2 separate regions of the Homo sapiens genome follow, and region 2 is linked to region 1. The links are chromatin contacts, found by Hi-C or POLR2A ChIA-PET in ENCODE. All regions are on one chromosome and are shown on one strand. Each heading gives the region's core, a stretch centred on a gene start or an enhancer-like site at or near the end of the contact. The rest is flanking DNA. Distances are from core to core; before and after follow the strand shown. Region 1 holds the start of ULK1 (unc-51 like autophagy activating kinase 1). Region 2 holds the start of FBRSL1 (fibrosin like 1).

Region 1 (2,700 bases), core at 133-2,632:
GGCTGTCCAGCTGCTGGGCTGCTCTGGGAGGCAGCATGGAGGGTCCTGGCTGAAGTGTGTGTTTCTGGGCTGTTACTTTAGGACTGTACTGAAGGCTGGGTTGGTGAGCATTGTTTAGAATCATGCATTTGCAAAAGCAGTGCTTGCACGTGGTGAAAGCCATTCCAACTAGCGCGCAACGTGTACGGTGAACAGCACTAACTTTTCCCCGGTCCTCTCTCCCAGAGCAATCGCTGTTGGCTGTGTCTTCTGTGAGTGAGCCCCCGGGCTCTTTTGGCTGCCGGCGGTGTGACTTTGGACACATTCTCCAACTTTTCTCCGCCTTGATTTCCTCATCTGTAAAACAGGGACATAACAGCAAGTGCCTCGTGGAATCATTGAATGGATGCACTAATCGCTGGAAAGTGCGCTGCTTGGCCTAAGTGATGAGTTAGCTGTCATTATAGTTAGGAACGACCATGTACACATTACAGGCGTTTCACACACACACACATCCCAATCCTACCGCTTTCTTAAAACGACAGACAGTACAGTGCCCTGTTCCATATTTTGCTTTTACTTAATTATAATCTTTGGAGAACTCACCCTTGAGCACAGGTATATTTACCTCTGTGCAGTGTTCCACAGGACCGATGCGCAGCCCATCTAGCTAACCTTTCCTCCCCAGCGGATTTATGGGCTATGTCGTTGGTTTGGGTGACAACTTTTTGGTCTACAATTTTTTTTTTTTTTTTTGCAATTTGGCATTATGGAACTCAACTTTAAATGCCTAACCTCTAACTCAGCCATTCTATTTCTAAGAATTAATTCTGCGCAGTCCCCCGTTTTGGGAACATTTCCCACGCCTGTTCTCCATTCTCCTGTAGAAGGGGAACAGGGAGCGGGAAGGAGGGGAACAGGGAAGGGGAGGGAGGGGAACAGGGAGGGGGGACAGGAGGGAGGAGAACAGGCAGTGGGGGCGGGAGGGGAGCGGGGGGGAAGGCATGGGAGGGGGCGGAAGGGAGGGGGCAGGGAGGGAGAGAGGTGATGGGAAGGGGAAAAGGAGGGAGGAGGACGGAGAGAGGGGAAAGGAGGGAGGGGAGCAGAGAAGAAGCGGGGCGGGGAAGGGGCGGGGAAGGGGCGTGGAAGGGAGTGGGGCAAGGAATCAACACTGAGCCCCGTGGCCCGCTCCCGGGTCAGCGCGCCTCTCTGCTCTCACCGGGGCGGGTCCGCTGTTGGCCCCACCCACTCCCAGCCCACCCGGCCCCGCAATGGCCCGGCCCAGCCGCCCACCCCCCCGACAGGCCCCGCCCCATTCCCCGCCCCCCGTCTGTTCGTCACGCCCGGCTCTGCCGCTCCGTCCCGCAGGCCCCGCCCTCATCCCGCCTCCCGGCCCGGCGCGCAGTGCGGCTGCGCGGGCGTCTCAGGCTCTGAGGCCCGGGCGCCGCGGCTCTTTTGTTTCTCCGTTGGGGCCGAGCCCGGGCCCTAGTTGGAGCCGGAGTCGGAGTCGGAGTCGGATCCGGATTCGGATTAGCAGCCCGGGAAGAGTGCCGTGGCACAGGCGCCGGAGGGAGCGCGACCCTCGGACCCCGCCTGGCCCGCGGGGCTGGGACCCGGCCCCGGCCTGCCCGATGGGGCGCGCGGCCCCGGAGATGCGCCCTCGCCCGGCCCCGCGCCCCCGGCCCCGCGCCCCCGGCCCGCCCGCCCCGGCCCGCGCCTCCGCCTGAGTCCCCCGCGCCTTGGCCCGCCACCCCCCGCCCCGCGCCCCCGGCCCGCCTGCGCCATGGAGCCCGGCCGCGGCGGCACAGAGACCGTGGGCAAGTTCGAGTTCTCCCGCAAGGACCTGATCGGCCACGGCGCCTTCGCGGTGGTCTTCAAGGGCCGCCACCGCGAGGTGAGGCCCCCGTCCGGCCCGGGATCCCCCGCCCAGGATCCCCTGCCCCTGCATCCCCGCCCCGAGATTCCCCGCCTGTCCCGGGACCCCCCCACGCCTCCCGAGAGCCCCACTCGACTTTCCAGGCCGACCCCCACCCCAGGATCCCCACCCCGCGACCCCCAGCCCGACTTTCCAGTTCAGACTCCCGCCCCGAGATCCGCTGCCGGGCTTTCCAGCCCAGATCCTCACTCCGAGACCCCCAGCCCGACTTTCCTGTCCAAACCCTCACCCCGGGACACCCCGCAACCTGGTCCCACAGCCGGCTTTCGAGGCTGGATCCCTACCCCAGGACCCCCAGCGCGATCCTCAACCTGGCTCCCCACTCGGCCTTCCAGTCCCGGGATTCCCAACCGGGATCATCTCAGGGCCCCACCTGTGTGGACTGGGGTCTGGGGGAGGCCTGCGAGGGGCAGCCCTGGCCTTGAAGGTGCACGTTTGGCTTTCAGAAGCACGATTTGGAGGTCGCCGTCAAGTGCATTAACAAGAAGAACCTCGCCAAGTCTCAGACGCTGCTGGGGAAGGAAATCAAAATCCTGAAGGTGAGCCAGTGCTGGGGGAGGGGGCGTGGGCGTGGGCGTGGGCAAGCCCCCCTCCCCACACTGATAACAAACTTGGGTTTCTGTCCTAGGAACTGAAACATGAAAACATCGTGGCCCTGTACGACTTCCAGGTAAGGCCTCTGGGCTGCGGTCTGCTGGGGACCGGGCTGGGGGACTGTGGCCCCAGGTGCTGGATCCCCTGGTGAGCACTGGTGTTGAGCCTGTCCAGGCTGGGGTCTACTGGGC
Region 2 (2,700 bases), core at 119-2,618, 600 kb after region 1:
CTCCCAGAGGCAGGGTAAAGTGGACCCCGCAGAGTGGGCGAGGACCCGTTCCCACTAAGGGCAACCGAGGGCAGGGTCCCACCACTGTCTTGGGCACCCTCCCCTCCGCCCTCCAGCAAACCACCATTCTTCTCCGAGGGCCTGTGCAGGGGTGTAGCCCCGACCTGAAACAGGGTGCCCATGACTGCTGGGGCTCGGAGTCGTCACTCCTCGGGGAGGCCCTCTGGACCACCCAATGCCCACTCTCTGTGACACCTCCCCGTTCGATTTTCTTCAGATTATCCTTGGCTGATATTCTATTTGGCCCTGTGTTCAGGGTCTCTCTCCCACTTCTAAGAGGGTAGTCTATCTCAGCCGCTGCGGGGTCACCAACAGAGCCTGGACACAGGAGGCATCTGGCAAATACGCGCTGCATGAATCAATGACTCCAGTGCCCACGCGCAAGGGGCCCCTGGGCTCAGAAAACCCCACCAGGCGGGCCCCTCCGAGCTCGGCCTGTCCTGGGGGTGGAGGAGGAAGTTCGCCCCGCGCCTGCCTCGCAACCGCAGCCGCCTCCGTGCGCTTCCTGCCCGCGCCGCCCTCCACACTGCGCTCCGTGTCTGGCAGCAGCCCCCGCCTCGCTGGGCGCGTTCCCGGGGGTCTCGGTGGCGGGAGCCGCCTTCTTGTGGGACTTGGGGGCACGTGGCGCGGGGCGGGGACGCGGACAGACCCCTCCCGCATCCTAGGAGGCCTGGGAGGGTCCGCGGGGACGCGGGGAGGGGGCACCGCCTGGCCGAGGACCCTCCCCCGGTCCTCCCCGCCCCTTCCCCGTCCCTTCCACGCTCGCCGAGGGCAGGACTTCGGTTCCGCGAGACCGGAGGCCCCTCGTCCTCCTCGGAAGCCGCCCGCGGCCGGGGACCCCAGTCCCGCAGAGGAGGGCGGCGCTGCCCCCGCCTCCCGCTTGGAGAGCGCCGCCCGCAGGTGCCCACGGAGGGGCCGCGGCATCCCAGCGCCCTCCCAGGAAGGAGCCGAGCGGATCACCGCCGGCTGCAGCGGAGGTCGGGGCGCCGGGGAGGGGCGCGGCTAGGGGGCGAGGTCGAAGGGCGGGCACCTGCGGGTGGGGCGGGGCCTGAATTAGCGGGAGCGCCCGGGAGGGGCGGGGCCGGGGCCTGCGTGAGCGGGTCGGGGAGGGGGCGGAGCCTGCGGGGGGCGGGGCCTGCGTGAATGGGGCGGGGAGGGGCCGGAGCCTTGTGAGCGGGGCGGGCCGCGTGTGCGGGGTGGGGGCGGAGCCTTATGAGCGGGGCGGGGCAGGGGCGTGGTCGGGGCGGGGCGCGCGGGCGCCCGCGGCGGCCCTCACTTCCTCTGGCGAGCGCAGCCGGGCGGAAGTGCGTCAGTTGTTATCTGTTCGGGGCGCCGCCGCCGCCTCACGAGCCCGGTGCCCAGGAGCCCGGCCGCCTCCCGCCTGCCGCCTGCCGCGCCCGCCCGGCCCCGCCCGCTCGGCCCGATCGCCGCGCCGCGCGCATGGGGCGCGCCCCCGGGGGGGCGGCCGAGGGCCGCTGAGCGCCGGGCCCGCCCCCGCCGATGCGCCCAGCCGCCCGCGCCGGGGGTCCCAGGCCGCGCCGGGCCCGGGGCTGAGCCGCCCCCCGCGCCCGGCATGCCCGGCCCGGCCCGCCGCCCGCCGCCGCCCAGGGCCCGAGCCCGCGCGGCGCACACTCAGCCCGGCGGCGCCGCGTAGCCGAGGGAGCCCGCCTGCTGCGAGCCAGGCGCGGGGCGTCAAGGTCACCGGCCCGACGGGGCGCACGCGCGGCCATGGAGGCCAAGGTCCGCCCGAGCCGGCGCTCGCGCGCGCAGCGGGACCGTGGCCGGCGCCGGGAGGCCGCCCGCGACGCCCGCGCCCAGAGTCCGTCGTCGGGCGACGAGCCCGAGCCCAGCCCCGGCAAGGAGAACGCGGGCCTCCGCGGCGCGCCCCCCCGAGGCGCCGCCCCCGCGCCCCGCACCGCGCGTCCCCCGCGCCGCCGCCGCCGCGAGTCCAGCTCGCAGGAGGAGGAGGTCATCGACGGCTTCGCCATCGCCAGCTTCAGCACCCTGGAGGCCCTGGAGGTAGGTGGACGGGTGCGGCTTCGCAGGCGTTGAGGCGAGAACGGGGCCCGGAGTTGACGCGTCGGGCGATCCCGGGACCCCTGGGCTTGCGACCGCCCGCGCCGTGGGCAGCCCTGAGGGAAGCCCCGGCCACTTGGTACCCGTTCCAGGGACCCTGGGTGCCCACCGCTCGCCCAGACCGTCGCATCTGGAAGACCCAGCAGCGTCGGGTGGGTTTGGGGACGTTTTAAGTTGCAGAGGCAAAAAAATCTACGCTTCGAAATTGGGGGCTGTCTGACAGCACCGTCGGCCTTTTATCAGTTGTGTTTCTGTGGCCAGCATATCGCTCTGCCTGGTTCAGGACGTGCTAGGGAGCAGTGCTGGATCTTAGGGAGGTGGTGATAAAATGGATACTCCGCGGGCCATCCCGTTCCCTCCTCCCTTCGAGGGCTCTGCTGAGAAGGGGAGAAGGAGGGTTAATCTCAAGACCCCTCTTGGTGACTGCTGCCTGCTGCATGGTTAATAGATTGGCCAAAAATATTGCTTGTCTGGCTGACGGACAGTATTTGCTGAGCAAATACTGCTCCTCTTACATGAACTCAGCTGAGCAGAGAAGGAAATTAAATGCTGTCTGAGAGTTGG

Evidence for each region. A loop is a pair of places that touch in the nucleus more often than their neighbours do. ChIA-PET counts read pairs that join two places held with the same protein, here RNA polymerase II (POLR2A). Pooled maps may share reads with other maps.
Region 2: a map of gastrocnemius medialis shows a loop between it and region 1 (9-fold over the local background). The contact joins the promoter of FBRSL1 here to the promoter of ULK1 in region 1. A Hi-C loop is called at or near these places in 6 of 168 maps with a recorded cell type or tissue (aorta, ascending aorta, dorsolateral prefrontal cortex and 3 more), 5 of 37 single-sample maps with no recorded cell type and 22 of 50 pooled maps. POLR2A ChIA-PET finds 5 or more read pairs at or near these places in 1 of 52 experiments (activated naive CD4-positive, alpha-beta T cell).

The regions. Positions count from the first base shown.
Region 1 is chr12:131,893,240-131,895,939 of GRCh38, forward strand. It overlaps ULK1 (unc-51 like autophagy activating kinase 1), which reads left to right and starts at 1,383. Exons shown (of 28, transcript NM_003565.4): 1 at 1,383-1,873; 2 at 2,362-2,454; 3 at 2,544-2,585. The coding sequence starts at 1,763. It overlaps LOC124903059 (a long non-coding RNA gene), which reads right to left and starts at 919. Exons shown (of 2, transcript XR_007063538.1): 1 at 608-919; 2 at 1-336. RefSeq lists silencers at 1,053-1,102, 1,133-1,642.
Region 2 is chr12:132,488,783-132,491,482 of GRCh38, forward strand. It overlaps FBRSL1 (fibrosin like 1), which reads left to right and starts at 1,369. Exons shown (of 19, transcript NM_001367871.1): 1 at 1,369-2,079. The coding sequence starts at 1,789. RefSeq lists enhancers at 330-459, 2,457-2,700 and silencers at 650-719, 850-1,299.